Regions from separate parts of the Homo sapiens genome. Here regions 2, 3, 4, 5, 6 and 7 are each linked to region 1. A link is a loop called in an ENCODE intact Hi-C map of the cell type or tissue named here. Cell type or tissue: GM12878. All regions are shown on one strand. Each heading gives the region's core, and the rest is flanking DNA. Links, peaks and the distances in the headings are about the cores only.

Region 1 (4,541 bases), core at 298-4,297:
TAACAATATTTTCATTTTGGAAAAATGAAAAATTAAGGAAAATATGACAAAATATTCTATAAGGTGAATTTCTTTTTTAAGAGCCTTTGTTCTGAGATCATGTCCATTTCTTGTGGTCTACATGTCTTTCTTTTGTAAAAAGAGTAGTGCCAGTAAATGGCAGGTTCCTAATAATTTCATTCGACAAACCAAAAGCTGGCATACCATTGCCAATTCCTAAAGTTGTTTTGGAATTTTACTTGGTGAAATGTTAAAGTCTGAGAATGTCCCTGGAGTAATGGCTCCCTGCTGCTGATCATACTGGCTGATGAAGTAGATACTCTACAGGAACTTACTAGAAATGGTTGATCCGCAGGGAATGAAAGGCTTACACAGGGCTCTTGTTTGTTTCCTCCCTCTGTTACCAAAATGTTAACCATTTTAATTTACCTTTAAAATTGTGATTAAAAAATACATGTATTTAAAATAAGTCACTTACATGTACAAAGTCAAACCAGAACACCCCTGCCCAGCAGCATGCCCAAAAGGGGAGTCTCTCAGGCTTTGCACACACGCTTCTCACAAATGCCCCAGTGCAGGCTTTGGTTTAGGGTTCCATGTGCTAAGAATACAGCATCAAAGGCTTTTCTGCTGGGAAGGAAAGGAAGAGACTTGTAATGTCTATATAGCTCCCAAAGACAAAAAGACTCTAGGTTGATTAGAACAAGCTTCAAATCAGAACTTGGGTTTTCTGCCTTCAAAAATCAAAGAAAATTTTAAAAATTGCTTTTGAAGATTCAAAAAGAAACAATGCGGCCGGGCACAGTGGCTCATGCCTGTAATTCCGGCATTTTGGGAAGCCGGGGCGGGCAGGTCGCTTGAGGTCAGGAGTTTGAGACCAGCCTGGCTAACATGGCGAAACCCTGTCTCTACTAAAAATAGAAACATTATTAGCTGGGCGTTGTGGTGGGCGCCTGTAGTCCCAGCTACTTCGGAGGCTGAGGCAGGAGAATCGCTTGAACCCGGGAGAAGGAGTTTGCACCTAGCCGAGATCGGAGATCATGCTCCTGCACTCCAGCCTGAGCAACAAAGCAAGACTCCATCTCAAAAAAACAAAAACAAAAAACAAAACAAAACAGAAAAAAACAAGACAGAAAGAATGCCCCTTTGTAAAGGTTTTTTTAAATTCACAGAGACTTGATAGCATCACCATTGTGTTTGTTATTTCCCAGAAGCCAGCAGGGAACGTTCTCTGCTCCTGGAGCTGGTAAAAATACAGGAAGTAGCCAAGGGCATTATAATCATTAGTCACTGAGATACAAACCTTCAGTTCTGTTACCCAGGGAACCTAAAGTGCTGCTTGGTGTAGGTGGGAGATGATTAATCTCTCCGTGCACGATAAAAAGACAGAGCTGCCACCCGGAATTAGTCTGTTTATGTAGAATGAGGACAGCCCCAAGAGTAGATGGGATTTAAAAATAGTAACAATTCTCCCCCAACCCCAAATACACCATTTCTGAATGTTGTAGAACATTCAGGAAACAAGAATCATTCATAATTCTACCCCTAGAAGTTACCAATGTTAACATTTTGATTAATACTGTAAACAGAAAAATCAAAGTCTGTAAAATATCTGAAAGAGAGGCTTAGTCAAGCCAGTATGAGTAACCTCCGCCCCCGGAAAACAACCCAAGAAGCCTTGAGTAAGTGGTCCCGAGGCAGCCGCATGTGTTTGGTTTTATACATTTCAGGAGGGCAGGAGTTACAGGCGAAGACAGAAATCAATACAGGGCACATATACATTAGTTCAGCAGAAAAGGCAGGCTATCTTGAAGTAGGGGGCTTACAGAGGTAAGCAGGGGTTTTATAGATGATAGGCAGATTCAGAGATTTTTAAAATTTGCATTAGAGGAGTAAGGCTCTAAAACTTGGAGTCAGCAGAAAGGACTGATTTTTAATTTTTATTTATTTATTTATTTATTTATTTATTTATTTATTTATGACAGAGTCTTGCTCTGTTGCCGGGCTGGAGTGCAGTAGCGCAATCTCGGCTCACTCCAACCTCCGCCTCCCGGATTCAAGTAATTCTCCTGCCTCGGCCTCCCAGACAGCTGGGACTACAGGCGCTTGCCACCATGCCCAGCTAATTTTTGTATTTTTAGTACAGACGGGGTTTCACCATGTTGGCCAGGATGGTCTCAATCTCTTGACCTCATGATCCGTCCGCCTCGGCCTCCCAAAGTGCTGGGATTACAGGCGTGAACCACAGCTCCCGGCCGAAAGAACTGATTTTTTAAATACACGTTATTTGAATTTTTCACAACTACATATTATTATGTATTATCTCCCTCCCTCCCTTCCGTCCTTCCTTTTTTGCAAAACCAATGCAATCACTCTTGGGGTCTCGGGGGCAATGGGATCACGTCAGGCTCAGGCGCTCCCCTGGGCGCACGCTGGGTGAACAAGCCGCCTCCGGGCGAGGGTGGAGCTCCAGCGGGGAGGCTCTGGGCGCAGGAGGCTTACCAAGAGGAGTCCGCGGCAGCCCGGGCCTGCCCCGCGGGCTGCTCTGGGCTACTGGGATCTCACCCCGCGCTCGGCGAGGCGGGCCCGCGGCGCCCTCTGCAGGGAAGCGGGTGGCGCACGCATGCTGGGCGCTCCAGTATTTGTGGCGGGGTGGGCTTCTGGTTAGGGTAACATCTGCATCTCCGCTTCACAGCGTACAAGGTGCCTTCCACTTTGCGCTGGCTCTCCCGCGACCCTGGGATGCCTTCTGTCCTCCACCGGAGAGGACGCTGAGAATCGCCGTTCCTGGCGAAGGGCTAGAACTCACCAGCGCCCGGCTCCATAGCGCCCTCTGCCGGGGCCGAGGGGCGGGGCACGCGGGCGGCCGAGCGGGCGGGCAGGGAGGGCCTCAGATCCCCCTATCCCCGCGGGAGGGGCTGCCAGCCTGGGTCAGCCACGCGTGGCTTCCTGAGACTGGGTTATGGCTATTTCCCACCTCCTTGCCTCTCCCTCCTTATTTCCCTCCACCTGTGTGTGTGTGTGTGTGTGTGTGTTTCTAAAGCAAAAACAATTTTTTTTTCTATTCTCCAAAGTAATGCGTATTCATTATAAAAAAATTTTTTTGGGGGGGTAGAAAACACAGCATAAAAAAGAAAATGAAATACCTTTAATCTCATCATTCAGAGATAAACACATGTTTAGGGTATTTTCTCCTAGTGTCTTTTTCTATACACAATTATATATCATGGTAAGTATATATTTAAACCAACCAGGCAATGCTGTCGAGGAGTCAGGCCCCGTGTCGAACTGGCGCCGTTGAAGAGAACACAGAACGGCCAAATGGCAGGGAGTAGGGGCTCCCTGGCCTTAAAAACGGGGCCTTGCTGCTTCTTGGTTTGATAAACTGCTCTGGTTCCCAAGAAAGCTTGTCTTTTCCTCCTCAGCTGTTGGCTGGGGGTAAGTAGGTGGCGGTGGTCAGTGGGTCCCGGGAGGAAGAAAACTTGGTCTCAAAGTTCACTTTCATAACTAGAAGGCTCGGGCCGGACGCGGTGGCTCACGCCTGTAATCTCAGCACTTTGGGAAGCCGAGGGGGGCAGATCACTTGAGGTCAGTAGTTCAAGACCAGCCTGGCCAACATGGTGAAACCCCGTCTTTACTAAAAATACGAAAAATTATCTGGGCATGATGGTGGGCGCCTGTAATCCCAGCTACTCGGGAGGCTGAGGCAGGAGAATCGCTTGAACCTGGGAGGCGGAGGCTGCAGTGAGCTGAGATCGTGCCATCACACTCCAGTCTGGGCAACAAGAGTGAAACAACGTCTCAAAATAGGAAAATAAAAAACTAGAATGCTCAGAGAGTATTTCATCATATGATGGAACTTCAGCCCCCATCCCAACCCCTGGACCCATGCTTCTTCCTGCTGAGTTTCACTGACTACATGCCTCCCTCCTAGGCTGTGAGTTCCCGACTGGGGGAACAGTCTGGGCCTTTGCACCTTTTTCCTTCACCTGGCAGAGTGCTGAAGTCTCTTTGGTCACTGTCTTTGTCTTTTTTTTCCTCCACACAAACACTCTTTCATATAGTCATGTTTCTGATTTGCCAATGTCACCCCAGATAAGCACACAAGCTAAATGAAAACAATGTGTTTGCTTTGCACATGCAGTGTCAAAACAATGCACCCCCATTCCTTCCAGCTAGATTGGGCCCCCTAAGTGACACTCTTCCTTATGGAAATTCTGAACCTGCCCCTCTCTGCAGGATGTGGTTAGAGTTTGGATTACAGTCATTGATTTGGGAGTGGTGTATCTACTTCACTGTTTACATGTAGCATCCTAGGCTCTGCTTCTATCTCTCTCTCGCTCTCTCTCTTTCTCTCTTTCTCTTTCTCTCTCTCTCTCTTTCTCTCTCTCTCTCTCTCCCCTTCTTTTCTCCCTGTCTGGTCATCTGCAGCCTGATAGAGGCTGAGGCAGAGAGAAGAGCCTGTAGGAAAAAAACCATCTTTGGTGGTGATGATGATGTGGTGTGTGGAGATACAAAGTCAAATTCTCCAATGTTTCTAT
Region 2 (4,541 bases), core at 279-4,278, 480 kb before region 1:
AGCAATGCACAATGTATTAGTTTGGTACAAAAGTAATAGAGGTTTTTGCCATTGAAAGTAATGGTGAAAACCACAATTACTGTGTACCCATCTAATAAAACATTTTTAAAGAACTGTTTACAATAGCTCCAATTTTTAAAATACTTAGGTATAAATCTAACAAAATTATGTGCAAGATCTGTGTGTTGAAAACTGTAAAACACTGATGAAAGAAATTCAAAAGACCCAAGTAAATGAAGAGACATGCTATGATTATGGATTGAAAGACTCAATATGGTTAAGATGTCATTTCTTCCAATAAGCATAATCCAAATAAAATCCCAGCAAGATTATATTTGTAGACATAGATAAACTGATCTTAAAATTTATATGGAAAGGTGAAGAAACTGTAGTAGCCAAAACAACTTCGAAAAAAAGGAAAAAGGGCCGGGCACTGTGGCTTACGCCTGTAATCCCAACACTTTGGGAGGCTGAGGTGGGCGGATCACGAGGTCAGGAGATTGAGACCATCCTGGCTAACACGGTGAAACTTTGTCTCTACTAAAAATAATTAAAAAATTAGTTGGGTGTGGTGGCATGCATCTGTAGTCCCAGCTACTTGGGAGGCTGAGGCAGGAGAATAGCTTGAACCCAGGAGGCGGAGGTTGCAGTGAGTCGAAATGACACCACTGCACTCCAGCCTGGGCGACAGACTGAGACTCCGTCTCAAGAAAAAAAGGAAAAAAAAATAGAAGATTTACACTATCAGATTTCAGACTTACTAGAAAGCTATGGTAATCAAGACAGTATAGTATTGGTGAAAGAATTGACACATATATAGGTCAGTGAAAGAGAATAGAGAGTCCAGAAATAGACTCACACAAATATGGTCAATTGATTTTTGACAAAGGTGCAAATGCAATTCAACAGTAAATGGATATATAAATTGTGGTAATTCCATACAATAGAATTTAGCCATATAAATGAGTGAATATTAAGATACACAACATAGATAAATCACAATTGCCATACTATACTAAATGAAAGAAGCCAATCTGAAAATGTTGCATAGTCTATAAGTCCACTTATATATAACATTCTGGAAAAAGCAACACTATTACCCTAAAACCTTTATTTGAATAGCAGGAGTTATAGTCATGTCATTTGTCCTCTACATGGAGCACATACATCATTTACACATTAAATATGTTTTCATGTTTTTCTTTTATTTAACCTTTAAACTCTAAAGTACATAGTTCTGCTTGGCCCCAAGATGATTGTAAGAAACATGGACAATGAAATTTTATGGCTATAGGTGACCGTCTTAATTAAAACCTTCTCATAGCAGATTTTCAGACCTGGGACAATATATCCAAGAATGAATCTTACCCACCACTATTTTTTCACCCCAACTTCTTCACTCTTATTTGGAAAATAACTGCATTTAAAAATAAAATGTTTACTTCATGTGGTAATCAGTGTCTTGCAGTACAAGAAACCCTGATCTAGGAGTTTGAAGACCTAGGTGACTTTGGGCAAGTCACTTAATGTTTATTTTTTTGCATCTTAAAATAAGGATAATAATACCTGTGCTGCTTACTTTATTTGTAAGGATCTCAGGTGCATTACAGTAATTTCACAATGGTTTTACAGAGTAAATCACTTTATATGTGGTAAAGTGCTTGGTAAATGTGTCATCACTATTATTAAATAAAAGAAACCAATATTTTGTGGTATTTTGTGGCAATTAAAGCTGGTTCAACTCTGAAAATTTCTATAATTTTAAAAATTAATGCAGAATGAAGGAGGAATAAAATCAACCTCATGAAGTTGATTACTCTCTAGTTTTAAAATCTTATTTAACTACAAGATAAGCTATTCTGGTAAATTCTCGGTGCATGGCGAGACATTTAGTGCGAATTAAAGTTGTGGAAACACCGCTAGGAAGAATAACAAGCAATATACTTCTTAAAGTTAATTGCAGTTATGAAGGAATTCATAGTTTTAGTTAAAACTGCAGTTGTTTCTTTCTAGCAGTAGATGCCAGTAGAGTTCTTCTTTTTATTTTTATTTCTTAATCAAAAATCAAATATCCGAAGTACTTCTATAGCAATAGCTTCCTGGTCACATTACCACATATAGAAACATTGCTTTAAATATTAAATATTCTATTTTCTGGAAGGACTTGATAACAAATTGAAACAATTTTATTTTTAAAACAGTGCAGATTTAAAATACGGTGTTTTCAAGATACTCATCTAGTGAAGTTTACTCTTTTTGCTTTAGTAATTTTGTTTTAAAGCTTATGCATTGTTTTAAATAAAGTAATCTTAGTGTTCTAGTTAGGAATCTGCAACTTCTGTACTTGAGCAACATTGAATATAAATAAAAAATCTGGCTAGATGTGTTAAAAATGAATACGGTCCAGCTGAAATGTTACGATTAGTTTGTGTATTTGGCAATGGAATACCATGAGTGTAATACTTTGGGGAGGTTAATATGTCAGAGAGGTGAATGATTAAAGGGGGTAATTGGAAGCGGGGAAAACAAGAAGTTAAGAAGTCCACATTGGCACTGAGTAAAAATGTAATTCAAAGAATGAATAAAATTTAGTAACAAATAGAAAAAAGGAGAAGTTCAATGATAACAGTTCTATTACTCTTGTCTCTATATATGAGCAACTTGGTGCTTCTTGGATTATCTATAAATATGGTCCCATCATAAATAAAATTCAAACATTTTCAAGTATTCGGTGATTCTACTTAGACCTTTAAATTGTTAAAAATGAGTGAATACTTTTTTCTTTTAACATGTTTATTGAGTATGTAATACATGCATTTCATTTATGAATTCAAGTAACTCACAATTTAGGGTCATATAAATTCATAAACAGTACCTTTTAACATAATATTATGAGGTCAGTGAAAACAAAGCAGCAAAGTTTGTTTTCCTAGGAAGTATGTGGCAGACTTCACTGAAGAGGTGACATTTGAACTAAGCCTTGAAGATGATTAGAATTTCCTTCAGTAGAGCAAATCAAGGGAATTCAGTAATTTTATCCACTTCTTCCCTTACAGAATCAGTCCATGCTCTGTAGATATTTGTTGAAGACTACAGACATTTAATAAGTGTCTGTTTTGTGTAAGGCACTACCAGATGTTAAGAAACAAATTATTGTTATGCACACATAATATTTATACATAAAGCTACAAATTTAAGAATTTTGTCATATAGATGCTGTTGCATATTTGTTTAGATTGATAAAAATTTTATTACACAAAACAAAGTATACAGAAATGAGCTGTTACATGGCAAAATTCATTGGTCAGTGTTTTGTTAACTGTTATTCACACATAATATTTATACATAAAGCTATAAATTTAAGTTTATCTTATAGATACTGTTACATACTTGTTTAGATTGATATGAATTCCATTACACAAAGTATACACAAATGAACTGTTAAATGGCAAAATTCACTAATCAGTGTTTTCTTATTGGCCTTTTATGTAGTCCTAATTTGATTACATTATTGTTCCTATTTATTTTACTTATCAGTATTGTTTCTATTTTTTATGTTTGTCAAACAGTTGGCAGTAAATCTGAAGTAAGATTTTTTTAGATAGATTGTTTTAGATAGACCTTTTTCTTTCTTTCCTTTCCTTCCCTTCCCTCCCCTCCCCTCTGCTTCCAAAGAGAACCACGGAAATTTCTTATCCTTTAGTGTCAAAAAAACAAGTACTCAAAATTTTTGTTAAATGCCACAGGTTACTTTCTTTCCTGAAAATTGACAAGGCAAGTTTTACTTACTTTTAATCAAAAGAGATGTTTTGGCCAGGCGCGGTGGCTCACACTTGTAATCCCAGCACTTTGGGAGGCCAAGGCGGGCGTATCGCTTGAGGCCAGGAGTTTGAGACAACTCCTGACCTGGCCAACATGGAGAAACCCCATCTCTACTGAAAATACAAAAATTAGCCGGGCATGGTGGTGCGCGCCTATAATCCCAGCTACTCGGATGTCTGAGGGGCGAGAATCGCTTGAACCTAGGAGCGGAGGTCGCAGTGAGCAGAGGTCGCACCACTGCACTCCAATCTGGGAGACAGAGTGAAACAACGTTTAAAAAAAAATAGAGAGGTGTTTCTAAGTGAGATCACTAAATCAGGGGTTTAGGTAAGTAGTAGTCTTCAGTGGTAAGGTTTTAAAATTAACATGTCTCAGCCAACTAGAAGGAACTTTTTTCTCTCAATTGAAATTTCTTGCTATGGTGGATTTTATATAATTTAAATCTTGTATTTTGTTCTTTTCAAATTTTAGAATGTTTTAAAATGTACCCCTGGTAATAGACATATGTCAGCAGATTATAAGTTTGATAAGCAATACTGACATACTAAGTGTATGTAGTTCCTGTATGTATTAGGCCTAAATCAATGAATTAGAAACATTCAATTTTTTAAAGTGCTATTTCACATTGTTTTATTTATACGTGTTATAAATTTGTTTTGCAAGAGTTTTTTCATACCCATTTCATACTAGTTTTTTTTTATGAAAAGTTAGCTGCTTAT
Region 3 (4,541 bases), core at 324-4,323, 180 kb before region 1:
GGGTGTTTCTATTTTGTTCTCTGCAGTAAAAGAGTGCCTGGTTCCTAAACAGGTACAAATATTTGTTGAATGAATTGAATGAAGCCAAATAGCACCAACTGCCTGAACCAAAAATAAATAGGAAAAAGTGAAAAAATATGTAACAAATTCATTAAGCTTTACTACTTTGTACCAACTACTTTTTAAAAAAAATTATACTTTAAGTTTTAGGGTACATGTGCACAACATGCTGGTTAGTTACATATGTATACATGTGCCACGTTGGTGTGCTGCACCCATTAACTTGTCATTTAACATTAGGTATATCTCCTAACGCTATCCCTCCCCCCTCCCCCCACCCCACAACAGGCCCTGGTGTGTGATGTTCCCCTTACTGTGTCCATGTGTTCTCATTGTTCAATTCCCACCTATGAGTGAGAACATGCGGTGTTTGTTTTTCGTCCTTGGGATAGTTTGCTGAGAATGATGGTTTCCAGCTTCATCCATGTCCCTACAAAGGACATGAACTCACCATTTTTTACGGCTGCATAGTATTCCATGGTGTATATGTGCCACATTTTCTTAATCCAGTCTATCATTGTTGGACATTTGGGTTGGTTCCAAGTCTTTGCTATTGTGAATAGTGCCGCTATAAACATACGTGTGCATGTGTCTTTATAGCAGCATGATTTATAATCCTTTGGGTATATACCCAGTAATGGGATTGCTGGGTCAAATGGTATTTCTAGTTCTAGATCCCTGAGGAATTGCCACACTGACTTCCACAATGGTTGAACTAGTTTACAGTCCCACCAACAGTGTAAAAGTGTTCCTATTTCTCCACATCCTCTCCAGCACCTGTTGTTTCCTGACTTTTTAATGATCACCATTCTAACTGGTGTGAGATGGTATCTCATTGTGGTTTTGATTTGCATTTCTCTGATGGCCAGTGATGACAAGCATTTTTTCATGTGTTTTTTGGCTGCATAAATGTCTTCTTTTGAGAAGTGTCTGTTCATATCCTTCGCCCACTTTTTGATGGGGTTGTTTGGTATTTTTTCTTGTAAATTTGTTTGAGTTCATTGTAGATTCTGGATATTAGCCCTTTGTCAGAAGAGTAGATTGCAAAAATTTTCTCCCATTCTGTAGGTTGCCTGCTCATTCTGACGGTAGTTTCTTTTGCTGTGCAGAAGCTCTTTAGTTTAATTAGATCCCATTTGTCAATTTTGGCTTTGGTTGCCATTGCTTTTGGTGTTTTAGACATGAAGTCCTTGCCCATGCCTTTTTTTTTTTTTTTTTAAACAGGGTCTCTCTCTGTTACCCAGGTAAGAGTGCACTGACATGATCATAGCTCACTGTAGCCTTGAATTGCTGGGCTCAAGCAATCTTCTCACCTCAGCCTCCCGAGAAGCTAGGGCTACAGGAACATGCCACTGTGCCTTAGTAATGTTTTAGTTTTGTAGAGACGAGTTCTCACTATGTTGCCCAGGCTAGTCTCAAACTCCTGGCCTCAAGTGGTCCTCCTGCCTTGGCCTCCCAAAGTGCTAGGAATGCAAGCATGAGCCACCACACCTGGCCAACCAATTGCTTTTGATAAAATTAAAACACTTATATAAATCACATCCTCTGATTCGTGGATTTTTTCATTTATCCAAAGGTTTCTATCTTCTATCCCACAAAACCTCCCAAAGATGATGTAGTAAATAGCAAAAGCAGTGCTTTGCTTTTCATCCACTGTGTCTATTCCTCAACACCAACTTAAAGGTACAGTAAGAGAGATTAGGAGTAAGAGCAAAAAATACAGATAATGTCAAATTGGGCAAACAATCTCAGAAAAAAAGACATTTTGTCTTATCAATGGAAATTATCAAGTGTGGGCACAACACGAATTTTCTTTAAAGAGACAACCTATCTGGTTTCAGCTGCTGAAGCTACTGAATTACAATGGATATACATATATATAGATACATAAGTATGTACACAGATACACGTATATATACACACTCAAGGACTAGAAGATAATTCTCATTACACAAGGAGGCAGTGTTGTGCAGAAAAACCAAAGATTCTACTTCCTTAGCTAAGTCACAGACATGAATCATCACCATCAACCCAAAACCACTAAAGAAAAAAAACAGCATAATTTTCCGTATGACTATTGGTACAACTTCTCCAAAATTATCTTCTCAATGAAAGTTGATGTTGCAAGAAACCCAACACAGATGCATTTATAAAACCCCACTGGAAGGTATTCTGTGTGAATATGCACTAAGAATGCAATCTTGCTTCAGGTCAAGATTTTGCCTTCTGTAGGAACTTCCATAAGATTTTCTTTGCAAAAGCTTTTAAGAAGGTAACTTTAAATGTAAAAAAAGTGATGGTTTCTTATCACCATTTAAATTCTACAACTTTTGGGTGGCTGGCAAGATGGCCGAATAGTAACAGCTCCTGTCTGCAGCTCCCAGCAAGATCAATGCAGAAGGTGGGTGATTTCTGCATTTCCAACTGAAGTACCTGGCTCATCTCATTGGGACTGGTTAGACAGCGGATGTAGCCCATGGAGGGCGTGCCAAGGCAGGGTGGGGCATTACCTCACCCAGGAAGCATAAAGGTTGGGGGAACTCCCTCCCCTAGCCAAGGGAAGCCATGAGGGACTGTGCCATGAGGGATGGTGCACTCCAGCCCAGTTAGTATTATTTTCCCATGGTCTTCACAACCCACAGACCAGGAGATCCCCTTGGGGCCTATGCCACCAGGGCCCTGGGTTTCAAGCACAAAACTGGGCGGCTGTTTGGGCAGACACCAAGCTAGCTGCAGGAGTAGTTTTTCATACCCCAGTGGTGCCTGGAACGCCAGCAAGACAGAACCGTTCGCTCCCCTGGAAAGGGGGCTGAGGCCAGGGAGCCAACTGGTCTAGCTCAGCAGATCCCACCCCCATGGAGCCCAGCAAGCTAAGATCCACTAGCTTGAAATTCTCACTGCCAGCACAGCAGTCTGAAGTCAATCTGGGATGCTTGAGCTTGGCAGGCAGAGAAGCATCTGCCATTACTGAGGCTTGAGTAGGCAGTTTTCCCCTCACAGTGTAAACAAAGCCACCAGGAAGTTTGAACTGGGTGGAGCCCACTGCAGCTGGGCAAAGCCACTATAGTCATACTGTCTCTCTAGATTCCTCCTCTCTGGGCAGGGCATCTCTGAAAGAAAGGCAGCAGCCCCAGTCAGGGTCTTATAGATAAAACTCCCATCTCCCTGGGACAGAGCACCTGGGGGAAGGGGCAGCTGTGGGTGCAGCTTCAGCAGACTTAAACCTTCCTGCCTGCTGGTTCTGAAGACAGAAGCAGATCTCCCAGCACAGTGCTTGCGCTCTGCTAAGGGACATACTGCCTCCTCAAGTGGGTCCCTGGCCCCTGTGCCTCCTGACAGGGAGACACCTCCCAGCATTGGGTTGACAGACACCTCATACAGGAGAGCTCTGGCTGGCATCTGGCAGGTGCCCCTCTGGGACGAAGCTTCTAGAGGAAGGAACAGGCAGCAATCTTTGCTGTTCTGCAGCCTCCACTGGTGATACTCAGGCACACAGGGTCTGGAGTGGACCTCCAGCAAACTCTAGCAGACCTGCAGCAGAGGGGCCTGACTGTTAGAAGGAAAACTAACAAACAGAAAGGAATAGCATCAACATCAACAAAAAGGACGTCCACACATAAACCCCATCCAAAGGTCGCCAATATCAAAGACCAAAGGTAGATAAATCCATAAATATGAGGAAAAACCAGTACAAAAAGGCTGAAAATTCCAAAAACCAGAACACCTCTTCTCCAAAGGATCACAACTCCTCATCAGCAAGGGAACAAACCTGGACAGAGAGTGAGTTTGACGAATTCACAGAAGTAGGCTTCAGAAGGTGGGTAATAACAAACTCCTCCGAGCTAAAGGAGCATGTTCTAACCCAATGCAAGGAAGTTAAGACCCTTGAAAAAAGGTTAGAGGAATTGCTAACTAGAATAACCAGTTTAGAGAAGAACATAAATGACCTGATGGAGCTGAAAAACACAGCACGAGAACTTAGTGAAGCATACACAAGTATCAACAGCTGAATCAATCAAGCAGAAGAAAGGATATCAGAGATTGAAGATCAACTTAATGAAATAAAGCGTGAAGACAAGATTAGAGAAGAAAGAATGAAAAGGAATGAAAAAAGCCTCCAAGAAATATAGGACTATGTGAAAAGACCAAATCTACATTTGATTGGTGTACCTGAAAGTGATGAGGAGAATGGAACCAAGTTGGAAAACACTCTTCAGGATATTATCCAGGAGAACTTCCCCAACCTAGAAAGACAGGCCAACATTCAAATTCAGGAAATACAGAGAACATCACAAATATACTCCTCGAGAAGCGCAACCCCAATACACATAATCATCAGATTCACCAAGGTTGAAATGAAGGAAAAAATGTTAAGGGCAGCCAGAGAGAGAGGTCGGGTTACCCACAAAGGGAAGCCCATCAGACTAACAGCGGGTCTCTGCAGAAACCCTACAAGCCAGAAGAGAGTGGGGGCCGATATT
Region 4 (4,541 bases), core at 247-4,246, 690 kb before region 1:
ATACAACATCTTTAATTAGAAATGTGTCACAGGTTCACCGCAGAAAAATAAGTAAAACTAAGGAAAACAAATAACAAAAGATACCTGTAATCCCACTACTTAACACTTAGTGTCGTGTTAACCGTTTGGTAGATAGTATTCCAGATATTTTCTATGTATACATATTTAAAATATTCATTTTACCTTCCAAATGCATGTCTATACTAACCATACTTTATTTTACATTCCAAGCTTTTCTCTTAATAATGTATCATGAAAATCTTTCATCATGCCATCATTTTGATGGATGCATGGTACTCCTTTTATAGAGATATGCCATGTTGTATTTTGATTCCTTTGTTGATTTCTGATTTAAAAGGTGGTGGACACATTCCTTTATTTGTGATATAGTCTCAAGGAGAAGGAAATAGCTTGAAAACGGCAATAACATCCATTTATTATAGGTCAATTTGAGAAAGGGAGTTTATTAATCTATTACGAAAGCTCTAAGCATTTCCCTTTGCAAGTGCAAAGAAAGGGTAAAGTAATATATTTTATGGGAGAAAAGTTTCAACCATACTGATTCAAATTTCTGGAGTTTATAATACAACTAATGACAGTGTTGCCACTATATGTGACATGGTTATAAACTAAACCAGACATTAAAGAACTGATGAGTCAGTGGTCCATTGGCATGTTATCTGTCTTTGTAGAATTCCTCAGAGTTTCCATTCCAAATTTCAGTGTGGAATTGTGCCAGGCATATCCCTCCTCCAGGATGGTACTGAGGTCTTGGTATAAAGCCATCTCAGATCTCAATCTCTCTCTCTCTCCTTACCTATTTCAAATTTTTCCCTCTACTATAAGATAAATTGGTCTATGAAGAGGTATACCCACACAAGATAAACTATTAATAATATGTGGAAAGGCAGGAAACCTTTTTCAATTTAGGTTTTCATTCAGGGTTGTTCTTGTTTTTTTTTTTTTAAGTTTTATGAGAAAGGTAAAGAAAAAAAATAAAAGAAAAACCACAAATGGCTGACAGAAGAAACTAAAAATTAGTGTTCCACCCAGCCAAAATTCTCCTCTATAATGAGATGATTTATTTGGTTCTCATTTCCTACCCCAATTCTAAAACAGACAAAACATAGATGTTAAAGTCTCAAAATTCAACAGCTTGTAAATGCATTAAGAAATGAAAATTATTATAAAATATATATTAGTAAACACTATTTTCAACTGTCCTAAAAAGTTTTATCAAAACAATCACTTTTTCCACAAATTAAAGTATCCATAATAGCTTCTGTGCTCCTAAGTTAGTGCTGTTCCCTCTGCACCACAGCCTTTCCCCACCCCTACTTTATCTCTCTCAGCCCCCAGCCCCTACCCCAACCTTCTGTAGCCCTACAATCTTTGCTCAGGTGTTTCTTCTGTAAAGATTCTTTTTAACTCTCCGATACACACAGGTACACAGAGATATTAATCATGCTATTGTTTTTGTCATTTCCCTTTTACCTACTAGTACTTATAACTATTACCATAAAATGCACATCTGAATAATGGCTACACCAGGGCAAGTATTCTGTCTTCTTATATTCCCACCACCTAACACAATGACTATAACTTAGTAGGTTCCTGTTTAATTTAAGAGTACTTAAAACTATTGGTGGTATCTTCATACTCCACCAAAGTTCCATGTTTTTCCTAAAAAAATGTTTTCTACTTATGAAAATTTGTGCAATTCTGCCACTAGCAATCAGTCCCTGAAATTATTCTGGTTAACTAAAAGTTATCACATACCCAGAAGCACCTTCTACCTTATTCCACTTGATGGCGCCAAAAGGTTTTTAACAATGTATATTAGCCCCACCAAAATATCAGCAGGGAGCAAAACACAAGGCAAGATTGAAGATTCTTTTAACTGTTTTAATATAACAAATGTTCATTATTCACAGCTCTTGGTTATTGTGGAGTGTTTTAATGGTTCTGATTGATCTAGAAACAACGAAGGAAAGAGTAAAGAATGAAGAAACATTCATGCAAACAATGGTTATTTTGAATCTTTTAAAATCCAGAATTCAACCATTCAGTCAATTCTGATTTAGCAAGCTAATGGAAAGCTCTAGTGAAGCAAATGTTTCTTCTAAAAAGGTAACTAAGATATCTATAAAGTCATTATTTCCTACTATCCTCCTTATGCATGTGCCTTCACTTTTTCCCCACTCCATCAATGACAAAAGAAAAGTAACAGGGGCAGAAGACAATATAGCTAAGAACAGGAAAGGACTGCTGCAGAAAAAGTAAGAAATCTAAAGAAAACTTCAGGCCTTAGCAAGATGAAGGGTCCATAGTGCATAGTCAAGTGTTTTCATATCCAAGGAACGGAGGAAGCAAAGGATAAGTAAAACTTCCTCACATTTATCTTATCTCTAAGACCCAGGCTGGAGCAAAATATGAACATCCAACAGAGAGAACTGCATTTCCTTGGAGACACAATACATGTTACTGTTTAAAGTAGATGTGACCACACATAGGCGCGCGCACACACACACACACACACAATCTTTGGCCCTCAAATTAGAAAAGTGTCATTTCTTTGAAATGTATTTTTAGTATCATCTCACCTACCACTCATTTAATTTGCTTATGCAAACCTTGATATTACACACACAACTTCTAACTTATAAATCACTAACAAAAAGAGAGATACTTGATTTAAAATGAAAGGTAGTGGTTGACTACATCTTCTACAGCTGTATGTTCCTGATTACGTTTCCAAAACATGATATTTAAGCGGCCACGAGAAGGTGTGTAAACCCAGATCAAGGAGCTTAAAGGGAACTGCTGGATGGGATCTTCTGGACCACGTGACTTCTAAGGTTTCTTCTGGGTAATATAAATATAACTAGCAGGAAAAAATATAAAAATTGTCAACAGAGATAATTTTTACTTTCTCCTTTTTACTATTCTGTATGTGTTACATGACCTTTTATCATCCAAGAAAAATAATGGTAACTCTCACCCTACCAGGGACTGGCAGCAAACCTGAAGGCATACAGTTGACAGTCTCCCTGAGGGAAGCCCCAGGTATATAACATGGCCTTAAAGGAGAAATTTACCACCTGGGGTATCGAATACTGAATACTGATTAATGAACCAATTGGAGCCTCTCGGAGAGTCTGAAGGGGAGACACACTGAAGGCAAGATCCTGAAGCCCAGGCACTCACAGAGAGGAGAGACACTATCCAGAACTCATGATGTGGTAGAAGCCAGGAGGCTGAGAAAATAGTAGAGCAAGTAAGCAACAAAACAGTAAAAGCACCTCCACACTTCAATCCCAAATACCTGGCCTAGAAACTCAGCTGATGCTAATTTGGGAAAAGTAATATCAAACACTGTGATTCATTCTTAGAACTGTTCTAGTCCCTGAATTTTTATCCTCTTCTTCCCACTTATTCCATTCAGCCTTCATTCTGGACAGTTAATGGGACAACTGTGTTAAGTACACATTTTTAAAGCATTTATTTTAATACGTAAGGACAGTGATAACTCTTCTTTTTTCTTAAAGAATGCCTTACCTCCAGAAGCCATGGCTTTAGTTTTCTATCCAACAAAATATCAAATCCCAGGACTTCAAAGCAGACACTTTCGCTTCCTGGAGGTTGACCAGGTCTACACATTCGATAGGCATGCAGGACATGAGGTTCTGCTACAATCAGGGTCTTTACCACCAATTCCTATAAGATTGTGATAAAAGAAGTGAAAATGCCTTTGTATCTCATTTCATATGTGCAAATATAACCGGGGCCCACAAACTGGCAGCCTGGCCAAGTTTACAAAGCTCTGTGGCATCTAGCCCCTGCCACTGCTCTGACTTCATTCTTCACTCTTACCCCTGCCCACTGCACTCCTCACACTTGCTTTGGGTTCCTCAAGTAAGTGACACTTCTTCCTATCTTAAGTCCTTTGAGTTAGCTGTTCCCTCTTGTGGAATAATCTTTCCCCTATATTCCCAAGTCTGGCTCTTAGACATTCAGAGAGGCCTTCCTAACCCTCAAGTTAAAAGCAGCCACCCTTCATTTCTTACTGCACCACTACACACAGCATATAACAAGCTGATATTTTTCTTTTTACATTAGAGAAGGGTCCTTGTCTGACTTATTTATAACACCATTCCCAGTGCCTACAATAGTAGCTGGCATTTAGTAGATATTCAAGTAAATCTACTACTTTGTAAACAAGTAAAACAAAGCTGATAAATGTGGTTTCTATATGTTAAAAACAAGTAAGGTAGGAGCATACGCTAGCCCCATCCAGAAGAGATGAGGGTGACAGGAAGGAAAAATTCCAAGGAGAGTAAATTATTTCACAAACACCAGTAGAGAAACTCCACTTAGATAAAGGCTGAAAGGGCTGGAAGACAAAATCTTGAGAGTTGAGTTTCTTTATTCAGTGATGATTTTGTAGTGTATAAGTTTTATCTGAGAAGACTGTTACCAATTAAAAGACTGGCTCTCAATATTTTCTGAGAGAAAACACATAATACTACTAGGGTGAGTTA
Region 5 (4,541 bases), core at 350-4,349, 320 kb after region 1:
TTTACCTCCCCCTCCTCTTGTGAACATGAGAATTATTTTAACACACCAAAGAGTTAAAACAGAGACCCAGTCAATTTTAGGTGTTTGGTAACACCCTGCCATTTTGTACAAGAAGTGGCTGTGAACCAGAGTCTATTTCAGTGGCCAAATTCCATAGTAGAAGTGAGCTTAAAAATACTCAAGGTCCTAATGTGCTTCCAGTCTAGAAGGACCACATTTGTAAGGCATTCCTTTGGATCTTGAGTGATCATAAGCCCCTGGAAAGCAGGTACTACTCTCTCTCTGCTTCTTGTTTGTTCAAAACAAACTTTTTGGGCACCTACCATGGTCTATGTGCTGTGCTGGACACTGGGAATGTAAAGAGGAACAAACTACAGTTCCTTCCCTCCAAGAACTTGGTCTACAAGAACCTAGCAATGTTGGGTGCACAGTAGATATTTAATACGTATTAAATGGGTATTTCCATAAAGAGTCCCCATAGGTTCTCTGGGCCCACGATGAGAACTCAACCATTCATTTCACAAATGATAAGTTTGCAGTTGGGCCAAAAACCTTTAATTTCAATGAAACCATAACCTGCAATGGCTTATGTCAGAGAACAACATAAATATTTGCTTTAAGAGCTGGTGCCAAGAATCTCATGCAAACTTTAGGCAAAATGTTTTAGCTGAGGGGTACTTGGCTAAAACCAGAGGGCTTGGAAGGAGGAAAATGTAATGCAGAGTCTGCTGAACTTTGACCCATGGCATCAGTGAAGTCCAACAACTTTTCAAGTCTTGGTCTTCTCATTTGTAAAATGGGGACAATGCAAGGCTATGATTTATTCCTCACAGGAAAAAAAGTCCTCTGGAAATGTAAAAGCCGCATTAGAGTAATGTTTAATAATTCAAGATGAGGTCTGGAAGAACATCAACAGTCTCTCACCCTCTGTGCCCAGGCATTTTGAAAGGGCACTGTGCCAAAGTCCATTAGTGCTGGGAATACACATCAGCAGGAAGCCTTTTGCATCTTGACTCCCTTTCCATTGAGCCCCTGAAATCAGATGCCTAACAGGAAGATAGGAAGCTGAAGTGTTATGGGACCCCAGCTATCAGTCAAACGGTTTTCCTAATGTCTCCTTTTTAGTTGTTTTGTTTTAAAGAAAGAATTAGCTTTCACAATCAAGGTTGCTGTGATTCTAAAAATCCCACAAAAATGCCCGCTTGGAATGCCTAGCTTTTCAAGGCTTCAGGTAACCTGAAAGTCCTCTGATTCAGATACTGGCAGAACCTGAACATGCTGACAGCTTGGATTAATTTGGGGGAAAGGATGCAAGGGGCAATAAAATATTCTAACTTCAGATTCAAAGAGGCAGCAATATGGTGAAGAAAAGCACAAAGTTCCAAAACCAGACTGACGTTCTCTCCCCCAACTGACTTGTACATTCAGTGAATTAACTCAGCTGTGTATTTCCCCAATATATCAGCCTGGTGAGAGATGCCATAAACAGACCTGCAGGCAACCCTACAGACATCCCTTATCCCTCCCCTCCTCCAGGGGTATAAAGGAAAGCTAACATTAAGTGAAAGACATAAGTCTAGAGCTGCAATGTCCATAGTGGTAGTCACCAGGAATGTGTGAATAGCCAGCATCCAATAGATAGCTAGTCCAAATTGAGACGTGCTATGTGGATAAAATATCCACCAGATCAAAAAGACTAGTATGGAGGAATGTAAAATATTTCAATATTTTATACTGAATACATGCTGAAATAATATTTTGGGTATATTAGGCTTAAAATATATAATTAAAAATAATTTCATCTGTTTTTTTATTTCTTCATGTAGCTACTAGAAAATTTTACAGTATAGGCAAGGCTCTCAATTGTAGCCCAAACTGTATTTTTCTTGGACAGTGCTGGCTCAGAGCATCCCAGTTTCACCTGGATCCTTTGAAAGGACAAATTGAACATATGGAAATGCAGTCAGGCTCACAAAACAAATAACCTCATTTTCCATGAGGTGACCTTGACACCATTGAAAGAATGAAGCCGATTACATGGCTGTCCTCTCACAGTTGATCTCCAAGTACAAGACTGTTTCTTGTCAGGCTAAATGCTCTCTTGCAATGATCTGTTTTAGATAATACCAAGAAAAGCTCTACAGGGTATGGGTCAAAGCACAGGTACTGGAGTCAGGCCGACCTGGGTTTGAATCCCATCTCTGCCACTTTCTAGCTGGGTAATCTCAGGAATATTATTTAATATATTAAGGTGCCTATTCTCTGTAACAGGACAATCAGATTTCTTCACAGAGAAGGGGAGGGAAGGGTTAACACAGCAAGGGAGATGAAGAATCTTGGGCACCATGCCTAACAGACAGCACTTGAGAATGGTAGCCATCTAGTAAAATTCTAGCAATCTTATCTGAGCACCTTCCAGAATAATGATGAGGTAGGGGAGACGGGGATGGGGTGCAAAGGAGATGGGACCACTTGTCCACAGACCTTGGAGTCAGTGAATTAAAGCCGAATCCTCAGGAACGGTATTTATTCCACACAGTGCAACACTGCCCTCTAGTGACAAAGAGGTGGAAAAGCTTTCAGAGCATGAGGCAAGCAAGGAAGAAAAATACATTTTTCCAGGCTCTAAGACAGTAAGTTCTCCAAATCAGAGAGATCATATCAAAGAATAATTTTTTCTCATGAGTCACCTTTAAAGCAGTGACATGGAGTATGAAGAGCAATATTATCAAGATTTACTACCAACCCAGAGGTTGTCACTTTGTTAATTATATAATATCTCAAATAGGAAAAACAGTAATTCTCTCTAGACATATTAAATGTGACACCTAAAAAGAAGAAAGTCTGAGTGTTCCAGGTTACTCGACATTATTCTGGTAGGACAGCACGGAGGTTTAAGATTCATGTATAACAGTTTGTAAACCAGATTTGATCACAGATTTGGTTAATGCAACTAACAAGGTCAAAACTTAAGGCTGAACTGGTATACAAACTTGGAAGGAATACTTACCATTTTTAACCTCTTTTCTCCTTGCAGAGCACCTAAGTGAGGCTAACAGTACCCTGGGTTGTTGTGGGGAGTAAATAAGAAAGAACACCGAAATGCCCAGCAGAGTGTCTAACACACAAGCAGTAAGTGTTAGCTGCTGCTATTTTTGTTGTTTCTGTTGTTCCAACTGCCACAGGCCCAAATGGAGGAAAAGCCATAAGATAAAATAACTCCTTTTACTTTTTTGGGTTAAAACCAAGGCTTACCTAGTTTCATTTCCTGATGCATCTACCAATCAAATGTATCATTTTATAACAAGAACATCTTAGCACAACTTTGATGTCCCTGAGATTATAATGCTAACTGAAGTTTGGTAATAGTTTAGAATTCAGATACTGATCTTTAATAAGGCAGAAAGATGATGCTGTAATCAAAACCGTCTGCAGAGACAAGACGTGTCACCATTTCTATCGTAAACCTACTATGGTCGTTTTAGGCAGTCTCTGCCCATCTTCATTCTTCTCAATTAACTTGGATGAAAAACATAATACTTTAAATTGGAAATTTTTTATAATAATTTTCCTCACTTAATTTTCATTTTTAATATAGTGATCTCACGTCCAAACATTTCCCATTTGATGATCACCGGGTAACCATGTGACCCCTTAAGCCAGTCCCAGACAACTATAATACATGCTTTCTAGTATTGTACAGTTCTTGTTTCAATATCCTGTAGTCACTTCTATATCCTGAAAAGGAAAAAAAGAAAAAGAAAACTGATACAAAGATATGTGATTACTGATGTCAAGGGTACATGCTAGAGAAGACCAGGAAGCAAGTAAGTGCTAGAAACCCACGTTCAAGGGTCCCACGTGCCCCATCTGCAGAAGGAAGAATGTGAGCTACACACCTTGTCATGGTATGGTCCTAAGACAATCCAGCCACAGAATGTGTAACCCAGATAAATCATACCAGCACAAGCACAAAACCGAAGAACTTTTGGCAGTGAGGCCTGCATTGTTAAAATCAGCACCTGAAAAAAAGAACAGAATGGGTGAAATGAAAAAGTAGCTATTAGAACCCAAAGAATAAATGAGTCTCAACTGCAGTGGCACTACCCGGTGCCGCATCCTTACATTATATGCCTGGAAATAACCCAGGTATCTGATGACTCCAACCCAAACCAAGAGCGTAGAGGTTCCAAGAAAAATGCTGCAGAGATCATAGTTTGTGAGATTCTAAGGAATGAAAAAAAAGAAAGAGAGAAATGAGTAAAATATTTGACTCCACTTAGCTTATTAGCCTTACATTAAACCAATTAATAAAAAAAGAACTATCTGCCTCCCTATAGGTGATAGAGTTTTTTTTTGAAGAAAAAAAAGAAGAAAAACAGATATAATTCCAAATATTTGTGTTTCTCATTTTCTTTTAGTATTTCAATTGGTTGAACTAAATTTTTTTCCAAATAATACTCTGAAATAGAAATTGTATTTAGGTTGAACTAAATTTTTTTCCAAATAATACTCTCAAATAGAAATTGCATTTATCACTG
Region 6 (4,541 bases), core at 404-4,403, 710 kb before region 1:
GCCTTGCTCTGCTTCATATACCCATCAAACTAATTTCTACCTCAGCATCTCTGTATTTGTTCTTCCCTCTGCCTGAAACATTGTCTCTGAAGATATCTGTATAGCATGATTCTCATTTAAGTCTCTGCTCAAATACTACCTTCCCTCTATTTTTTTATCTCAATTTATTTTTCTTCATAGTACTTAGTACAGTCATCCCTCTCCACCTGTGAGGACTGGCGTCAGGACCCCCACTCCCAGATAGCAAAATCCATGGATGCTCAAGTCCATGATATAAAATGGTGGAATATTTGCATATAACCTATGCACATCCACCTGTATATTTTAAATCATCTCTAGATTACTTATAATTACTTATAATATCTAATACAATGTAAATTTTATGTAAATAGTTGTTACACTGTTGTATTGTTTAGGGATAATGACAAGGGAAAAAAAGTCTGTATATGTTCAGTACAGACACAGCCATCCTTTTTTTTCCAAACACGTTCAATCCCTGGTTGGTTGCATCCATGGATGCGAAACCCACAGACATAGAAGGCTGACTGTACTACCTTACATTCTATTATGCATTTATTTATTATCAGACATCTTAACTAGAATGTAAGTTCTATGAAAGCATGGATTTTTAAAAATTCACTTTTGTATCCTCAGAACCTAGAAGAGTGCCTGACACATAATAGATACTTAATAAGTGTTTGTTGAAGAAATGAGTAAACAAATGAGCAAATATACAGTCTGTCTATGAATTTGGCTTAATGATCCTAGCTTAATACATAATCCAAGAGGGAAAAAACTTGTTTTGAGCATTACTCACTTTTCGTTGTTTTACAGAGTCCAATTTTATGAGCCAATATGAAGCCACTTTGGTTTTATGATACTTCCAGTTATCAATGATCTGTTTGGAAGGAGGAACATTAAGAAATTTACAGGTTGAAACCCATTTTTTAAATTAATTTGTGTAATGAAAGCACTATAATATACTTGCAACAAATAATGCCAACTTTCATAAAAACACATGTGCAAAGATTTCTAATACAAATTAAAGAAACCATCTACATCCAAAGCTTTCTATTCTAGTTGTATTAAGAATACAATCTCTGTGGCCCACACCTGTAATTCCAGCACTTTGGGAGGCTGAGGCAGGCAGATCACTTGAGGCCAGGAGTTCAAGACCAGCCTGGCCAATATGGCAAAACCCTGTCTCTAAGAAAAATGTAAAAATTAGCTGGGTGTGGTAGTGCATGCCTGTAATCCCAGCTATTTGGGTGGCTGAGGCACAAGAATCACTTGAATCCAGGAGGTGGAGGTTGCAGTGAGCTGAGATTATACCACTGCACTCCAGCCTGGGCAACAGAATGAGACTCTGTCTCAAAAACAAAAAACAATCTCCAATGAATGAAAGTCAAATGTCTTCAGGCACATAAGATTTGGCAAGAAATCCAAGAAATAGATTTTTCATTTGTATTTTAGAGGCTGATTTATCATTCATAGTAATAAAATATTGAATAATGCATTAGAAGGCAGCCTATATGAGAATTCTACTACTTTGTTTTATTTTTGTGCAAGTCTGCAAAACTTCTGAATATATAGTCTTGTAATATATACTGTAGTAAACAGATTAAAATATTTACCACATGTAGTGAACACACAATAAACAATTTGATGTCTGCTATAAATATTCATTATATTTTATTAATTATATAAGCCTATATACATTCTTTATAGAACAATCATGATAGTCAGAAATATTAGTTTTACTCTTTGATTGTTTAATTTTCTTCTACCTGATTCAAAAAGATGGGATATAACTAATATCTCTAAGAAATATATAAAATAAAGTGCTACAAAGTCATTGGCTATATATAGAAAATTTTATCAAATAAGATGACATAGGTAAATAAAAGCACATCTAGTATAATACTTAACATCCAATGCTTTCTTTCATTTCCTTTAATGTAACTAAGTAGCACCTAGCTTGCAAACAAGTTACCATTTTCACTTTTTAAAAATATATATAACAACAAAATATATAATAATTGGGGGCTTTGCTTATGACTGTGTCATCAGTACATAATATAAATTCTAGTTATGGGTGTTTTTTAGCAAGAAAGTCTCTTTTATTGTTGTTTGTTTGCTTTTTGTTTCTACACACTTACTTCAGACAGGTCTAAAGTATATGCTAAAAAACGAAAATGCCAAGTGCATGGCTGTAGTTTTTATCCTATAACTGGCCACTAGATGGTGCCCTCTCCTCTGGGAAAAAAAAACATATATTTTATATACATAATTTATAAAATTATATCTGTAAAAAAAAAAATGGCCCAAAATATATTTTTATATATTTATAAATATACATATGGCCCCCAAAAAACAAGGTTCTATTACTGAAGGAACGAAAAGGATGTTTGAATGAAGAAATGTAACCTTGCATGAAGAAATGCGCTTTCACAAAAATTATCTGAAATAACTTGGACCCTCTTTCTAAATTAGGAGTAAGTCACTGGTTTTAATGTGAATTTTAGGACCCTCTGACATTTTAGAATGTTCCACTGGGTGGTGCACATGTGTGTGTAACAAGAAAAACACACAGCTCAGCATAAGTCATTTCAAAAATCTGACCCCAAAAATGTGACATTCAAGGTGTCACATTCAAATATTCTTGACATTTTATGCCACAGCCCCACATTTTTCATCATACCCCATTCCATATTAGTTCTTTCTAAATCTTTATAGAAGCAGGTTTAACATGATATTTGATTAATCATTAAGAACAATAATTATTTAACACTAATTATTCTGACTTGATGAAGCAGACTTATCATTAAAATAGCACTATATACTAAAAGATACTTTGTACTGCTGATTATAATCTGATCTCACTGTCCATGAATTGTAACAATTAAAATAAACCCCTGTATTTTCTAAAGCTAGTAGAGGTTGAAAAGAACATCAATTAAATTTACTATGTCACTGAGCATAATGCCTTCAGGAAATAAATTTTAATATTTTAAGAAGAATAAAAAGGTACCAGCTCCTTGGCATTTTAGATACATCACATACTCACATCTTCTATCAGAAGTTCTGATTCTGCATCTGACTTTCCTGGAAACCGGATCTTCATGTCTTTGAGAACAAATAAGGTCTGACTTGTTAGATCATCTTCTTGTTCTTTTGTTTTCAGTTGCCGCAAAGACTCACTCTTAAATTTGAAAGAATACAGATATTTGGAGGGGGTCTTATTTCATTGTGCCAGTATAATCTGAAAGATATTTCTAGGTAAAAATGATGCACTTTTAACTGAAAACAATAACAATGAAAAAGGAAGAAAATTTTCTTTTACACTTGTGAATTCTTTGGATTAAATGGATATGAATCCCAAGAGTGTCTTTCACACTTCCACAAGGTTATACTTATTTAGCTCAAAGTACTAAAATAAAAATATAAATACTTAAAAAGGACTTCCTGGTCAGTTTCATTTGCTACATATACCTTAGGCAATTTTTCTTGATTAGAAAAAAAAATTCATTGTTACCAAGTGAAATTCACTCACTTATATTTCCTGACTTCCCTTTGGAAACATGATCCATATTAAATAAACAAATTAAATAAATCCTTAGTCTATGTGAAGGTAGTCGGAGCTATCTATTTGAGCATCTAAAAGTAAGCCTTCTTACAAACTAAATTCACTACTTTCTAAATATCAAATCTCTGGGATTCATGCTAACAAGGGAATACTATATGTTAATTTAACATACAGAACACATTATAAATAACATTGTACTTAAGTGCTCTAAGGAGAATTTATCATTTTTTAACCTATTAATCAACTGTCCCATTAAGTAAAATTTTCCAAATTTCCTCAAATTTAAAGATAGACTGCATAATACACTGCAAAACCATACATTTCCTCAGGTAATTTTCAGTAATATTATCCTACTATATCAGCAAATAGAAAATAAAATAATGCTATTCTCAGTGCTCATCTTTGAGTTCTGTGATAGAGTGAAGTCTGCACTTTTTAAGAGTCATACTAAATTGTAGGCTAAGGTAGGTGAATAATCCAAATTTCAAGAGGTCATGAGTTGAATTATGGAAAGGATCTGAGGTTCAGTCTGTCCTCCTCTCATCTGATCCCCTTTGCCTGAGTACAGAGCTCCCTGTAATCTTGAAAGAGCAAAACAGATGACCTACCACTTGAGAGTTGGTAGAGCAGGCATCATTACTGTGAGGCAGATGCCTCATGTAGGAGGAAGCACGGTTTAAGGAATGTGACCGAGATGCAGAAGTTGGCCGTGACACAGATATCATTTGTTGAGCAGAAAATGGGCGGGTGTCCCCACTGGAAGGTGATTGAGCAGAGATGGACCGAGGGCAGCTGACTGAACGTCTTATGGAGCCTATCAGTGATGGAGAAGAGGGATACTACAGTAGCAGTATTAATACAAGTTTTTCACTGTATGAAGTCTATATAAACTAAAGATTATAGCAGCTAGTAGTAAAGTAGCAATAAATGTCAAAGCATAGGCATCATCATGAGA
Region 7 (4,541 bases), core at 140-4,139, 130 kb after region 1:
CCTTAAATATATAAAAACAAAATAAAATGGTGTCATATTTGCATATAACCTATACATATCCTTCCATATACTTTAAATCATCTCTAGATTACTGTATACCAAATATAATGTAAATGCTATATAAATAGTGGATGTACTGTATTGGTTTTTTATTTGTATATTTTTTATTGTTGTATGGTTATTTTTTATTTTATTCTCAAGAATATTTTTGACCCAAAATTCATGGATGTGGAGCCCATGGATAAGAAGTGCCACCTGTTCTCAGAACTTGAGAATGATTTATCTTTGAGATGATGTCACTAGGATTCTGCAGGAGGCTCACTTATCAGCATTGGTATTCCCACATATCTTACCTTCTTACTCTTCTCCTTCTCCCTCCTTCTCCTTCTCCTTCTTGCTCCTTCTCCTTCTTTTTTAGAGAAGAGTCTATGTTGCCCAGGCTGATCTCAAATTCCTGGCCTCAAGTGACCCTCCCACCTCAGCCCCCCAAAGTGCTGGGATTACAGGCATGAGCCACCTCTTACCCTGAGCCTGCCCATTTTCCCATGCATCCATCCTCCCATCCAGCTCTTATTGAGAACCTGCTGTGTTCCTGTGCTAATCGTGGTGGTTACTAAGGTGGGTAGGGCAGTGCCTGCCTCTAGATCCCAAGTCTAGTGAGGCAGAAGAGAAGTGAGGGGGTAATGACCACAATGTGAGAAGCGCTATAAGGGGGGCAGTGGCCCACGTCTCCCAACTCATGTCACAGTGCAGTGCTCTCTCACCATATGCTTTTTGACTGCTTCTCTCAGACTTCTTTTTTTTTTCTTTTTTTTTTTAGATGGAGTCTCTCCCTGTCGCCCAGGCTGGAGTACAGTGGTGTGATCTCGGCTCACTGCAACCTCCACCTCCTGGGTTCAAGCGACTCTCTCCCTCAGCCTCCCAAGTAGCTGGAATTACAGGCGCCTACCACCACGCCTGGCTAATTTTTGTATTGTTAGTAGAGACGGGGTTTCATCATGCTGGCCAAGCTGGTCTTGAACTCCTGACCTCATGATCCACCTGTCTTGGCCTCCCAAAGTGCTGGGATTACAGGCGTGAGCCAGCGTGCCTGGCCTCTCAGATTTCTTAAACTCTGCCCCACCAGCAAAGATTTTGTTAAGCTTTATATCCCATAGTTTGTATTAGGAAAACAATAGCTGTGTTAAAAAATTAAATTGTTATAATATTGAATATGCATTTTCTAAGTGTTCACGTGTCTAAAGCAACAGGTGATACAGTGGGAACTGCAATACGGTGTGAAAAGGAAATTATTTAAACAAATAATAATAATCGAATTATCTTCAAGACATTTCCTTTGGCCAGGAATAACATCTGAACAGAAGCGTGACCCTGGCCTAAAGGTTTCTGCATGATCCGGTCCCTACCTGCTCATCCCTGGCCACAACCTCTTCCCTCATTGTGCAGCAGCCCTGGTGGGCTTCGCTGTCCCTCTTCTTCGTACACTCTTCACCTATCCCTTCCAGGTCCACGGCCCTTCTTATCCTTCAGGTCTCAGCCTAATAAGTCATCAGACAGGTCTTCTCTGACGACTTTGCAAAAAAGCTGTTGCCCACCTTAGTCTCCATCCTAGGAGTCTGATCTTTTCCTTCATAGACCTAATCACAAAGTGTAATTATTTCATTTGTTTGGTTGTCTCTCTTGCTAGACTGTGAACTCCACAAACTGTTCACCAGCCTATCCCCAGAGACTCGCATGGTTTCTGGCACATGGCAGACACTATAAATACATTTTGAATAAATGCATGTTAGGGCGGCTCACAGAAAGCATCTACTTGAAAGGGAGGACATCTCACCAGCGGGGGACAGCGCTGCAGAACCCAGCAGCGGAACAACAGCGACACCAAGTGGCCAGTCCGCATTACCCACAGCAGCTGTTCCTTGCCAGAAATCTCAGGCCTTGGAAGGCTGATGCTTGTAATTTAATGTGGATACTAATCCATTAAGCTTGTTTATTCATTTCCTTAATTTAAAAAAAATCTAGAAACTGCCCTCAAATATCTCCCACTATAGAGTAGGACACTTGAAAGCATGTGGCCACTAGCTAGACAGACTTTAGGAGTTGCTATGGTAACTTTTCCCTTTTTTGCTAACCATTTGGAAACCTTACATTTTTCAAATCTGCATGCTTTGAAAAGGCCTGCTTGATTCTACTTTGTTTTTCAAGCTTTGCTTTGATTTACTGTATTTAATTTGCTTCACCTTCTAATTTGTTAAATGACATGTTATTAAAATTCCCCAGGGGGCCAGCAGGAATCTGTGCCGCTGAGAGACAGCATGCATTCTGGAAGTCGGTGATTCACATCTGAGCACTCAGAGGAGATTTTGGAAACCCATTAGGTTAGCAGAGCCGCTCTGGGCAGAATCAGCGCTGGCAGGGACGCTGCATTTGACAACTCAAGTCTTTAGGTGATGCTGAAAAGCCTGCCCTAGCTTCTCATTTCCTCCGTCCCCCAGCGAATCGTTCTTTGCTGCTGCTGTCCTCGGTGTGAAAAGGTGACCCCCCCACTGCCCATCGCACCTGCTTGCTATCTCTCGTCGGTCACCCCCTACAAGACCGGAAAACAGGTCTAAAAAAGCCAGAGCGTTCCGCGCTCAATTACAATGACGCTAAAATGCATCCTGAGGCCTGTCCATCGCGGATTTGAGAAGAGCCGCAGCAGCAGAACACGCCATTAGGCGATAATGGCCCGGGCCCGCTTCAGTCATAGGGCCGGGAAATGAGGGTGATTTAGTGACGCTGCCAATGCCCGACACCATCGCCGCGGTAGGCAAATGGCAGCAAATGGAGGTGTTAAGTAAAGGAAGTGCAGACAAACCATGGTTGCAGAAAGGCTCCTAATATTGATAGAGCTAACCCAGGAGGAAAGCTGGGGTAAAATTTCTTTACATTGCGAGAAAAAATAGATCCCAGCGCTCTCCTAAACATTATTATTTGCTTTAGGGTCCATCTTGTCCTTCATATGAAAATGGAGACAATTTCTCTCAGCGAAGACCGAAGCCCCGGTGCCCATTTTGCTAGCGGCATGTGCTTCCACTCCACTCCGCACCCCGCTCATTTTATTTTTAAAAAATAATAAATATGTGTTCATTGTTTAATCAGATGCATGTCCCTTATGTAAGAAAAAAGGTCATATGACAGGGAACTGTGAAAGTATGAAAGTGAAAGTCGTGTGTGTGTGTGAAATACACATACACATTTATAAATATATGTGTATATATACATCTGTACACATACATGTATACAATTTAGGCGTAAAATTCCACTTAATGATGCAATTATCTCGTGCTATTTCTGGAGTGCAGTCTTGACTGTTCTTTCGACTTTGGTCCAGTTTGAGTCTCAGGCACACAACTTTTTGGTCTGTACCGCTTTGGCCTGTCCCAGAATCTGACCTCCTCCCACCCCCGCAGCACCTTCCGCTGGCCTCCCTACACCTCATCCCCTGGGCTCTGCCTGTTGGATCTGTGCATCGCGAATGGGCTGTCTGGATTTTCTTCATTCCTGCCGCCCTTTGGTTTTCTTGAAAAGCACAGCTTTGACAGTGACCACATGCTCCCAAAATCATTTCACCCGAGGAAAATCCACCCCTTCTTTTACCCCACCCACTGTCACAAAAGTCTCCAGCAGCTTCCATGATGTCTCCTTATCTTTGGGTGGGACACAAAATTCCTAGTGTGTCTTCCACCCGCAAACTCTTTTGGCCAAGCTTCTTGTCATCTTGCTGCCTTAACACTTGGGCTTGGCTCTTCCAGCCCTAGGGTTTCACAAATTTGGTTAAGTCCAGAGCACATTCATGTGTACGTATGCAATCTATCTGGTTGGCGTTTTGTGTTTATTACATGACGATGGTCATTTTCCTCGAGAATAAGGAAGAAATGGACCATCGTTGCAAAGCTTGCACAGTAGCTTCACAATGAAATTATTTTGCCATTTGCTTCTAAGTAGAATTGTAATGTTGGCTTCTAGGTGCACCTCCCACTTCCTCCTTCATTTTTACCTATAATTTCTTTAGCATCGATTGAGAAAGTGTTTATTCAGGGCATAACCCTGTGATAGGTACTGTGAGCGATATGAAAAAAGCCATGGGGCCAACTCTTTTAAAAAGGTGTTAATTGGATTTTTCCCATATAAAACCCCCCATAGCATTTTATTTCCTAACTCTGCTTCTCACCGTCAACTTCATTTGCCTATTTAATGCAATTTGCTTCTCATGATAAGATTCTATTAAGTGATTATTAAGACATTCTGAGTTACCTCAGCCAAGTACATCTATAATCATTACCTACCTCCTGGGGGTGATTTGAGGTGTAATTAGTTAAAGCTCACTGTTACCTCCCAACATCTGAACGACAAACAGAGACCACTTCTACACAGCCAGTCTGTGAGCCTGGTGCAGCCTGTTCACATTTACATAAATCCCATAGATCCAGGTTTCACGAGAGCCCATGTTGGGTCTGTAGAAATAGAGAGCATACTGAAAATTGCCTACCTCTATTTAT

Evidence for each region. Peaks named below come from ENCODE experiments on the same cell type or tissue, not always from the same donor. Only the 100,000 strongest peaks of a DNase experiment are listed, where the experiment ranks them.
Region 2: a loop joins it to region 1, with 2.4 times the contacts of the local background. A loop is called at or near these places in 41 of 110 quality-filtered maps.
Region 3: it touches region 1 in a loop (9-fold over the local background); 54 of 110 quality-filtered maps call a loop at or near these places.
Region 4: it touches region 1 in a loop (3-fold over the local background); 11 of 110 quality-filtered maps call a loop at or near these places.
Region 5: a loop joins it to region 1, with 3 times the contacts of the local background. A loop is called at or near these places in 19 of 110 quality-filtered maps.
Region 6: a loop joins it to region 1, with 3 times the contacts of the local background. A loop is called at or near these places in 9 of 110 quality-filtered maps.
Region 7: a loop joins it to region 1, with 3 times the contacts of the local background. A loop is called at or near these places in 60 of 110 quality-filtered maps.

Annotation. Positions count from the first base shown.
Region 1 is chr1:84,618,255-84,622,795 of GRCh38, forward strand. It overlaps LINC01461 (long intergenic non-protein coding RNA 1461), which reads right to left and starts at 2,777. Exons shown (of 3, transcript NR_125761.1): 1 at 2,503-2,777; 2 at 479-630. RefSeq lists silencers at 2,580-2,649, 2,740-2,979. In GM12878, for the core only: CTCF peaks have their summits at 2,596 (motif pointing left) and 2,796 (motif pointing left); a DNase peak (open chromatin) is centred at 2,727; H3K4me3 peaks cover 1,006 bases; H3K27ac peaks cover 600 bases.
Region 2 is chr1:84,139,353-84,143,893 of GRCh38, forward strand. It overlaps a transcript of PRKACB not described here. Among named protein-coding and RNA genes, the nearest start is that of PRKACB, 2.6 kb to the right of the region's middle. In GM12878, for the core only: a CTCF peak has its summit at 2,014; no DNase peak of the experiment used is centred there.
Region 3 is chr1:84,440,376-84,444,916 of GRCh38, forward strand. No RefSeq gene overlaps it. Among named protein-coding and RNA genes, the nearest start is that of RPF1, 37 kb to the right of the region's middle. RefSeq lists an enhancer at 2,081-2,170. In GM12878, for the core only: a CTCF peak has its summit at 2,024; a DNase peak (open chromatin) is centred at 2,026.
Region 4 is chr1:83,930,050-83,934,590 of GRCh38, forward strand. It overlaps TTLL7 (tubulin tyrosine ligase like 7), which reads right to left. Exons shown (of 21, transcript NM_024686.6): 9 at 3,559-3,717. Among named protein-coding and RNA genes, the nearest start is that of TTLL7-IT1, 52 kb to the right of the region's middle. In GM12878, for the core only: a CTCF peak has its summit at 1,811 (motif pointing right); a DNase peak (open chromatin) is centred at 1,782.
Region 5 is chr1:84,933,856-84,938,396 of GRCh38, forward strand. MCOLN2 (mucolipin TRP cation channel 2) reads right to left here. Exons shown (of 14, transcript NM_153259.4): 10 at 4,126-4,227; 11 at 3,900-4,022. Among named protein-coding and RNA genes, the nearest start is that of LPAR3, 43 kb to the left of the region's middle. In GM12878, for the core only: a CTCF peak has its summit at 2,560 (motif pointing left); no DNase peak of the experiment used is centred there.
Region 6 is chr1:83,903,262-83,907,802 of GRCh38, forward strand. It overlaps TTLL7 (tubulin tyrosine ligase like 7), which reads right to left. Exons shown (of 21, transcript NM_024686.6): 16 at 4,195-4,400; 17 at 3,068-3,202; 18 at 818-898. Among named protein-coding and RNA genes, the nearest start is that of LINC01725, 45 kb to the left of the region's middle. In GM12878, for the core only: a CTCF peak has its summit at 2,223 (motif pointing right); no DNase peak of the experiment used is centred there.
Region 7 is chr1:84,751,851-84,756,391 of GRCh38, forward strand. No RefSeq gene overlaps it. Among named protein-coding and RNA genes, the nearest start is that of SSX2IP, 64 kb to the left of the region's middle. RefSeq lists a silencer at 1,795-1,844. In GM12878, for the core only: a CTCF peak has its summit at 1,883 (motif pointing left); a DNase peak (open chromatin) is centred at 1,861.